Linked DNA regions of Homo sapiens: region 2 is linked to region 1. Evidence: read pairs that join two places in POLR2A ChIA-PET (ENCODE). Cell type or tissue: OCI-LY7. All regions are shown on one strand. Region 1 overlaps STAG3 (STAG3 cohesin complex component). Region 2 has its middle 7.5 kb from the start of LAMTOR4.

What was found. ChIA-PET counts read pairs that join two places held together with the same protein. Peaks named below come from ENCODE experiments on the same cell type or tissue, not always from the same donor. Only the 100,000 strongest peaks of a DNase experiment are listed, where the experiment ranks them.
Region 2: POLR2A ChIA-PET joins it to region 1 with 17 read pairs; 22 of 35 experiments call an interaction of 5 or more read pairs at or near these places.

What each region holds. Positions count from the first base shown.
Region 1 is chr7:100,190,773-100,195,772 of GRCh38, reverse strand. It overlaps STAG3 (STAG3 cohesin complex component), which reads right to left. Exons shown (of 34, transcript NM_001282717.2): 9 at 391-464. Among named protein-coding and RNA genes, the nearest start is that of STAG3, 15 kb to the right of the region's middle. In OCI-LY7, no CTCF peak of the experiment used is centred here; DNase peaks (open chromatin) are centred at 362, 2,622, 3,112, 3,672 and 1 weaker place; H3K4me3 peaks cover 3,506 bases; H3K27ac peaks cover 5,000 bases.
Region 2 is chr7:100,138,919-100,143,918 of GRCh38, reverse strand. It overlaps the pseudogene RPL7P60. Among named protein-coding and RNA genes, the nearest start is that of LAMTOR4, 7.5 kb to the left of the region's middle. In OCI-LY7, no CTCF peak of the experiment used is centred here; no DNase peak of the experiment used is centred here.

The sequences.
Region 1 (5,000 bases):
ACAGCAGGCTGGGCCAGGAGAAGGCTCACCAGGCAGCAGGCATCCCTCAGAAAAGCCCCGCCTTTCTATTCTCTGCTCTTATCCTCAAGTCTCCAACCCCAGAAAGATGAGGAGTTGGGGCAGATCTGGGGCAAAGCCAGAGCAGGAAAATACTCAGCAATGCTTTATTCTCTTATTTTCTCCCAGAAGCACTTACAAGATCCTTTGTAGGTGGTGATAAACTAAACCTCACCAATTTGAAACATTTGTTGTCAAGAATTTTTGCTCCAGCTGCATTAATTCTGGGACTAACCAAATAACTAAGGGTTGGAGGGGGGAAAACCTTATTCACTTCCTCAGATTCCATAACCAAAGGCCAGCTGCTTCAATGAGAGAGGCCCATTAGCTCACCTGTACCGATGAACAAAGACACCCCTGAAGAGGGCATTCATCATCCCCTCAATCTCCTCTTGATGCTCTTGGAGCTGGAGGACAGGGAGAAACGGGTTAATCTTTCTTGTACCCTAACAAGCATAAGGCCCTGAAGATACAGAAAAACTACAACTTCCACCTACTTCCTGTTTATTATAGGATAGTGTGAACCCCCGTAATCCTATGCTCTCTTTTAAACCTTCTAATTCTGGAAGAAGCTGTATAGTCAACTAATGCCTCAGAGGTTTGTGTTTAGTAAAAATAATAACCCCTCTGCATGTGGTTATTCGGACTATTCAGAAGCCCTAGCTGGCATTATACAGGTGTATCTCGCTTTATTGCACTTTATTGATTTGCAGACATTGTGGATTTTTTTTAAACAAACTAAAGGTGTGTGACAACCCTGCATTGAGCATACCTATCAGTGCCATTTTTCTAATAGTATATCCTCACTTTGTGTCCCTGTGGCACATTTTGGTAATTCTCACAATATTTCAAACCTTTTCATTATGGTATCTGTTATGGTTATCTGTGATCAGTAATCTTTAATGTTACATATTTTTTTATGAGACAGGGTCTCACTCTGGCACCCAGGCTGGAGTACAGTGGTGTGACCATGGCTCACGGCAGCCTCCACCTCCTGGACTCGAGCAATCCTCCTGCCTCAGCCTCCCAACTAGCTGGGAGTCCAGATGCATGCTGCCACACCCAGCTAGTTAAAAAAAATTTTTTTTTTTGTAGAGACGGGCTCTCCCTATGTTTGCCCAGGCTGGTCTTGAACTCCTGGGCTCAAGCGATCCTTCCACCTCACTCTCCCAAAGTGCTGGGATTACAGGCATGGGCCATCACACCCAGCCTAATGTTACTACTGTAACTGTTTTGGGGTACCACAAACCGTGCCCATATAAGATGGCAAACTTAACAATGTCTGTGTTCTGACTACTCTACCAACAAGAGTTTCTCTGTCTCTCTCTCTCTCCTCAGGCCTCCCTATTCATTCCTTGAGACACAAAAATATTGTAATTAGGTCAATTAATAACCCTTTTAAGTGTCCAAATGAAAGGAAGAGTCACATGTTTCTCACTTTAAATCAAAAGCTAGAAATGATTAAGCTTAGAGGCCAGGTGCAGTGGCTCACACCTATAATCCCAGCACTTTGGGTGGCCAAGGTGGGCAAATCACTTGAGGTCAGTTCGAGACCAGCCTGACCAACATGGCGAAACCCCGTCTCTACTAAAAACAGAAAATTAGCTGGGTGCGGTGGCGGGCACCTATAACCCCACCTACTCAGGAGGCTGAGGCAGGAGAATCACTTGAACCCAGGAGATGGAGGTTGTGGTGAGCCAAGATCACGCCATCGCACTCTAGCCTGGGCAACAAAGTGAGACTCCGTCTGAAAAAGAAAAAAAAAAAAAAAAAAAAGAAATGATTAAGCTTAGTTGAAAACCAAGACAGGCCAATCGATAGCTAGGCCTCTTGTGCCAAACAGCCAAGTTATGAATGCAAAAGAAAAATTCTTGAAAGAAATTAAAAATGCTACTCCAGTGAACACACAAAGGGTAAGAAAGTTAAACAGTCTTATTGCTGATACAGAGACAGTTTTAGTAGTCCGAACAGAAGATCAAACCAGCCACAACATTCCCTTTGGCCAAAGCCCAATCCAGATCAATGTCCTAGCTGTTTTCCATTCTATGAAGGCTGAGCAAAGTAAGGAAGCCACAGAAGAAAAGTTTGAAGCTAGAAGTTAGTTCGTGAGGTTTAAGGAAAGAAGCCCTCTCCATAACATAAAAGTACACGGTGAAGCAGCAAATACTGATAGAGAAGCAACAAGTTATCAAGAAAATCTAGCTAAGATCACTGATGAAGGTGGCTACACTAAACAATGAATTTTCAATGTGGACTAAACTGCCTTATAATTGGAAAACGCCTTATATTGGAAAATCTAGGATTTTCGCAGCTATTGAGGAGAAGTCAATGCCTGGCTTCAAAGCTTCAACGGACAGCCTGACTCCTCGTTAGGGGCTAATGCAGTTGCTGACTTTAAGTTGAAGCCAATACTCATTTACCATTTTAAAAATCCTAAGGCCCTTAAGAATTATGCTAAATCTACTCTTCCTATGCTCTATAAATGAAACAACAAAGCCTAACTGATATCACATCTGTTCACAGTATGGTTTCCTGAATATTTTAAGCACATGGGTGAGGCCTACTGCTCAGAAAAAAAGATTCCTTTCAAAATATTACCGCTCAATGACAATGCACCTGGTCACCCAAGAGCTCTGGTGAAGATGTACAAGGAGATCCATGTTGCTTTTTTCATGCCCACTAACACAACATCCATTTTGCAGCCCATGAAACAAGGAGTAATTTCAACTTCAAGTCTTATTATTTCAGAAATACATTTCATAAGGCTATAGCTGCCACAGTGATTCCTCTGATGATTTGGGCAAAGTCCATTTAAAACCTCCTGGGGTTAGGCATGGTGGCTCATGCCTACTATCCCAACTTTTTGGGAGGCTGAGGTGGGAGGACTGATTAAGCCCAGGAGTTCAAGACTAGCCTGGGCAACACAGTGAGACCCTGTCTCTACAGAAACAAAACAAAAACTAGCCAGATGTGGTATGCAATCTGTAGTACCAGATACTTGGAAGGATAAGGCAGGAACATCACTTGAGCACAGGAGGTTGGGGCTGCAGTGAGCCATGACTGCACCAGTACATTCCGGTCTAGGCAACAGAGCGAGACCCTGTCTTCAAAACAAAAAACAAAACCAGAAAAACTCAACCCCCCGTCCGGGAAGGATTCACCATTTTATCTTATTTTATTTTATTTATTTTTGAGATGGAGTCTTGCTCCATAGCACAGGCTAGAGTGTGGTGGCGCAATCTTGGCTCACTGCAACCTCTGCCTCCTGGGTTCAAGCAATTCTCCTGCTTCAGCCTCCCAAGTAGCTGGGATTACAAGCAGCACCACCACACCTAGCTAATTTTTGTATTTTTAGTAGAGATGGGTTTTTGCCATGTTGGCCAGGCTGGTTTCAAACTCCTCACCTCACGTAGTCCACCTGCCTCAGCCTCCCAAAGTGCTGGGATTACAGGTGTGAGCCACTGTGCCTGGCCGGGATTCACCATTTTAAATGCCATAAAGAACATTTGTGGTTCATGGGAAGAGGTCAAAATATCAACATTAACAAGAGTTAAGTTGATTCTAACCCTCACGGATGACTTTGAGAGGTTTAAGACTTCAGTAGAGGAAGTAAACTACACGTGCAGTGGAAATAGCAAGAGAACTAGAAGTAGAGACTGAAGATGTGGCTGAATTGCTGCAATTTCATGACCTTGAACAAATAAGGAATTGCTTCTTATGAATGAGCAAGGAAAGTGGTTTCCTGAAATGGAATCTATTCCTGGTGAAGAGGTTGTGAATACTGTTGAAATGACAACAAATGATTCAGACTATTACCTAAATTTAGCTGATAAAGCAGCACCAGGGCTTGAGAGAATTGACTCTTGTTTTGAAAGAATTTCTACTGTGGGTAAAATGTCATCAAACAGCATTTCATGTTACAGAGAAATTTTTTGTAAAAGGAAGAGTCAGTAGATGCAGCAAACTTCACTGTTGTCTTATTTCAAGAAATTGCTACAGCCACCCTAACCTTCAGCAACCACTACCCTGATCAGTCAGCAGCCATCAACATGGAGGCAAGACCCTCCACCAACAAAAAGATTTAACTCGCTAAAGGTTCAGATTGTCATTAGCATTTTTTAGCAATAAAATATTTCTAAATTAAGGTACATACACTGCTTTTTAGACAATAGTCTTGCACACTTAACAGACTACAGTGTAAACACAACTTTCATATGCACTGAGAATTAAAAATTTTGATTTTTTGATTGTGTGACTCACTGTACTTCAATATTCACTTTATTATGGTGGTCTGGAATTGAATCTGCAATATCTTTGAGGTATGATGCCCGTATATGTTTCTAACAATTTGGAAAACAAATTTTTAGTAAGTTGCAGTTTAATAGAAGTGGAACTAGCAAAAATGAGAAGAAAGGAATTAGATCAGTGGTTCTCAACTGAGGCTAATTTTGTTCCCCAGGGGAGATTTAGCAGTGTCTAAAGATTTTTTTGGCTGCCACAACTTGCTGGGGGAGCAGGGTACTACTGGTATCTATCTAGTAGATAAAGGCCAGAGATCTGCTAAACATCCTACCATGGCAGGACAGCCCCGCAACGTCCATAGTGCCATTATTGAAAAATCCTGGATCACATGAACAATAGACACCAAGGAAACAGAATTATAAGGAGAAAGGGAACATCCTTTAAGACAACAGGCCCCACCTCTTCAATTATGTAAGAACAACATATCATTTTCGACAGGACATACTTAAGTCTTTAGGGCTGAAGTACCTATATGTCCATATTTTACACTAAAATAGCAAAAATAGGTAAAGCAAATATGTAAAATATTTGGGAAAGGGAGACTGAGAAAAGGCTACTGGCTTTAGGAATTAGGAAGTCATTGGTTTAGAAAGAACAGTTTCAAAGAAAATGGGGAAATAAGCTAGGTAGCAAAAAGGATT
Region 2 (5,000 bases), 52 kb after region 1:
ATCTCAGCACTTTGGGAGGCCGAGGCAGGCGGATCACGAGGTCAGGTGTTAAAGACCAGCCTGGCCAACACTTTGAAACCCCGTCTCTACTAAAAATATAAAAATTAGCCAGGCGTGGTGGCATGTGCCTGTAATCCCAGCTACTCAGGTGGCTGAGGCAGGAGAATCGCTTGAATCCGGGAGGTGGAGGTTGCAGTGAATGGAGATCACACCACTGCACTCCAGCCTGGACAACAGAATGTGACTCCTTCTCAAAGAATAGACAAATAAATAAATAAATAAAAAGATAACTTTATTGGTGACTAGGGTTGTGTCAAAAGAACTCAAAGGCCAACTTGAAGAGGCTTCCACTGGACAAAAAAAAAAAAAGAATATTTTGAAATCAATCAGGACAATAACTGCAGTGAATTGAAACATAACAAACATGCCTAAATCCACAAACTTATTTTTAAATTTTTGTTTGTTATTGTTTGTTACAGAGATGAGGTCTCGCTATGTTGCCCAGGCTGCTCTTGAACTCCTGGTCTCAAGTGATCTGTGCCTCAGCCTTGCACAGTGCTGGAATTTCAGGTGTGAGCTGCACTGCCCGGCCACTGAGATCTTAAAATTGGACTTTCATTTCCTTCAACATAGTAAGTGTTACAATCTGTGTCTGATAATTCCAACATCTGGAGTCCTTGTGTGTCTGTGTGTGTCCATGTTTCTGTAGTCTGTTGTTTCTATTGTTCTGGCTGCCCTGCTTTATTACCTGCTTTGTGATATTTGATTGTTTTCTGGACATTTTATTTGAAAAAATACTTTTATGTATACCGTTAAGACCTAAGGCACTATTATCTTACTCTGAACAGTTTCCACTATTAGATATCTAAGGTATTTAACAGTTCAGACACATGGTTTGAAGTTCTGTGGCCACACAGAAAAATTCCTGGGAGTACAGTCTACCCCAACAAACAGAGTAAAATTCTTCAGTTTTCAACCCAGTACAGGGACTGTTACATAGCATCTTCCATTTGGTGAACGTTAAGCTCCAACTCCCATTGTGCTAATGCATGAAAGCCACCAAAAATACATCTCTGCCTTTCAGTGAATGCCCATGGATTAGAGTCTCAACAAACAGCAGAAGATGCTTCTCTAAAGTTTACCTTCCCAGTTGCTGAAGGACTTTCACCCATGTTCACTCTATCTCTCTTGTTTTTTGGACACGGGGTCTCACCTTGTTACCCAGGCTGGAGTGCAGTGTCGCAATCTCAGCTCAATGCAGCCTTGACCTCCCAGGTTCAAGCGATCCTCCTGCCTCAGCCCCCCAAGTAGCTGGGACTACAGGTGCATGCCACCACACCTGGCTGTTTTTTTTTTTTTTTTTTTTTAAAGAGATGGGGTCTTACTATTTTGCCCAGGCTGGTGTAAAACTCCTGGGCTCATGTGATCTTCCCACCTTGGCCTACCACCTGCTGGGATTACAGGCATGAGCCACTGTACCCGGCCCACTCTACTCTTGAGAATGGCAAAAGCCAAGCTTTATGTCTCTGCTGTCTTTACTCACAAATATCCCTGGTTTAGAATCACCCCTAAGCCATCTATTTGAGCTCCAGTCCTTTTCCCTGTTCTCTCCTGATAATTCTTCAGTGTCATACAAGGTCTTTGATGCATTTTAAATATTTTTATTTTATTTTATTTTTTGAGACAGAGTTTCTCTGTGTCACCCAGGCTGGAGTGCAGTGGCACAATCTCGGCTCACTGCAACCTCCACCTCCTGGGTTGAAACGATTCTCCTACCTCAGCCTCCCAAGTAGCTGAGATTGCAGGTGTGCACCAGCATGCCTGGTGAATTTTTGTATTTTTAGTACACATGGAGTTTTGCCATGTTGGCCAGGCTGGTCTCGAACTCCTGACCTCAGGTGATCCACCCGCCTTGGCCTCCCAAAGTGCTGGGATTACAGGTGTGAGCCACTGTGCCCAGCCATAAATATTTTTATTTTAAATCTTTTTTCAGTTGTCTTTATTGGGGGTAGTCAGGCCAAAAGCCACAGTTCATTTGCAGATTGTTCTTTTTTTTCACGCTTAGTAAACAGCATAGACCAACCACACCTTCCTTTATTGGGAAATCTTATCTCATCTTGGCTTTCATAATATCACTTCCTTCAATGCACACGTGAGCAACTTGAAAATGAGGTCCACATGGGATCCATTTTGCTGGTGAGGGTGGTATTAGAGGCACCTGGCCCTCAATAGTGGTGGTAGTTTGCGAGGCTAGACTCCTGGCACAGAAAGGCATGCATCCTTGGTGCAGTGTGAATGACAGCAGGAGTCTCTCCTACCCCAATGAGTAGGGCTGCAGCACTGGGGGTCTGAGCATGATTTTAGGACATAGTTCTTGGAAGATCAGCATTCAAGTTTTCATCTCCATTCTCCTAATACTTATGTGGGCTGCCCAGGATCCTTTTATTAATTCCCTTTATCTGTAATCAGCCAGAATTAGCTTCAGTTTCTTGAGAGGAAAAGCAATGACTAATCAGAGTGTGTGATTGTGCTGCCCCAGTAACTGGCAGCTTCAGTTTCATATGGTGACTGTCATGATTAGAAGTGAGCTATGGGGCAGACACGGTGGCTCACATCTGTAATCTCACCACTTTGGGAGACCAAGGTGGGTGTATCACCTGAGGTCAGGAGTTTGAGACCAGCCTGATCAACATGGAGAAATCCATCTCTACTAAAAATACAAAATTAGCCGGGCGTGGTGGCGCATGCCTGTAATCCCGGCTACTCGGGAGGCTGAGGCAGGAAGGAGAATCACTTGAACCCAGGAGGTGGAGGTTGCGGTGAGCCGAGATTGCGCCATCGTATTCCACCCTGGGCAACAAGAGCGAAACTCCCTCTCAAAAACAAACAAACAACAAAAAAAATGAGCCTGTGAGGGCTGGGCGAAGTGGCTTATGCCTATAATCCCAGCACTCTGGGAGGCCAAGGCGGGCCAGATCACCTGAGGTCAGAAGTTTGAGACCAGCCTGGCCAACATAGAGAAACCCCGTCTCTACTAAAAATACAAAAATTAGTTGGGTGTGGTGGTACGTGCCTATAATCCCAGCTACTCGGGAGGCTGAGGCAGGAGAATTGTTTAAACCCGGGAGGCGGAGGTTGCAGCAAGCTGAGATCACACCATTGCACTCCATAACAAGGCTCTATCTCAAAAAAAAAAAAAAAAAAGTGACCTATGAGGCTCTTTTCCAACTGGAACCATGGAGGGTGTTGAAAAGAAGAAGGTTCCTGCTGTGCCAGAAACCCTTAAGAAAAAGCGAAGGAATTTTGCAGAGCTGAAGATCAAGCACCTGAGAAATAAGTTTGCCTAAAGATGCTTCAAGAGGCCAGGAGGAAGCTTAGGTAGGAAAAAGCGAAGCACTATCACAAGGACTATAGGCGAATGGACAGAACTGAAATTCAAATGGCTAAGATGACAAGAAAAGCTAGCAACTTCTGTGTACCTGCAGAACACAAATTGGCATTGGTCATCAGGATCAGCAGTATCAATGGTGTGAGCCCAAAGGTCCGAAAGGTGTTGCAGCTTCTTCATCTTCCTCAAATCTTCAATGGAACCTTTGTGAAGCTCTACAAGGCTTCAATTAATATGCTGATGCCAGCCACGGTGCTTCACGCTGGTAATCTCAGCATTTTGGGAAGCTGAGGCAGTACGATCACTTGAGGTCAGGAGTTGGAGACCAGCCTGGTCAACATGGTGAAACCTCGTCTCTACTAAAAATAATTAAAAAACAAAAAAATTAGCCGCACATGGTGGTGTGTGCCTGTAGCCTCAGCTACTTGGGAGGCTGAGGCAGGAGAATCGCTTGAGCTCGGGAGGCAGAGGTTGCAGTGAGCCAAGATCGCGCCACTGCGCTCCACCCTAGGTGACAGAGCAAGACTCCATCTCAAACAAACAAACAAAAAACATGCTGAGGATTGTGGAACCATATATTGCATGGGGATACCCAAATCTGAAGTCAGTAATTGAACTAATCTACAAGTGTGGTTATGGCAAAATCAATAAGAAGTGAATTGCTTTGACAGATAACACTTGATTGCTTGATCTCTTGGTAAACATGGCATCACCTACATGGAGGATCTGATTCATAAGATCTATACTGTTGGAAAATGCTTCAAAGAAGCAAATAACTTCCCATGCTCCTTTCAATTATCCTCTCCACGAGGTAGAATGAAGAAAAAGACCACCCATTTTGTAGAAGGTGGAGATACTGGCAACAGAGAGGACCAGATCAACAGACTTATTAGATGAACTAAGGTGTCTACCATGATTATTGTTCTAATGTTTTCAGTTAATAAACAGTAACTGCTCTCAAATTGAGAAAAAAAAAAAAAAAGTCCATGCGCGGTGGCTCACACCTGTAATCCCAGCAGTTTGGGAGGCCAAGGCAGGTGAGTCACGAGGTCAGAAGATCGAGACCATCCTGGCTAACATGGTGAAACCCCGTCTCTGCTAAAAATACAAAAAAAAAAAAAAAATTAGCTGGGCGTGGTGGCGGGTGCCTGTAATCCCAGCTACTCAGGAGGCTGAATCAGGAGGATCGCTTGAACCCAGGAGGTGGAGCTTGCAGTGAGCCAAGATCGCACCACTGCACTCCAGCCTGGGCGACAGAGCGAGACTCCATCTTAAAAAAAAAAAAAAAGAAGTGAGAATACACAGGAAAGGTATGTGACTCAGCCTTTGGGGTTGTGGGAAGAATTCCACAAAAAGGAGATATCTTGGCCAGGCACAGTAGCTCACGCCTGTAATCCCAGCACTTTGGGAGGCCGAGGCAGGTGGATCACCTGAGGTCAGGAGTTCGAGACCAGCCTGGTCAACATGGCGAAACCTCGTCTCTACTAAAAATACAAAAATTAGCTGGGCGTGGTGGCACGTGCCTGTAATCTCAGCTACTGGGGGGGCTGAGGCAGGAGGATTGCTTGAACCTGGGAGGCGGAGGTTGCAGTGAGCCGAGATTGTGCCATTG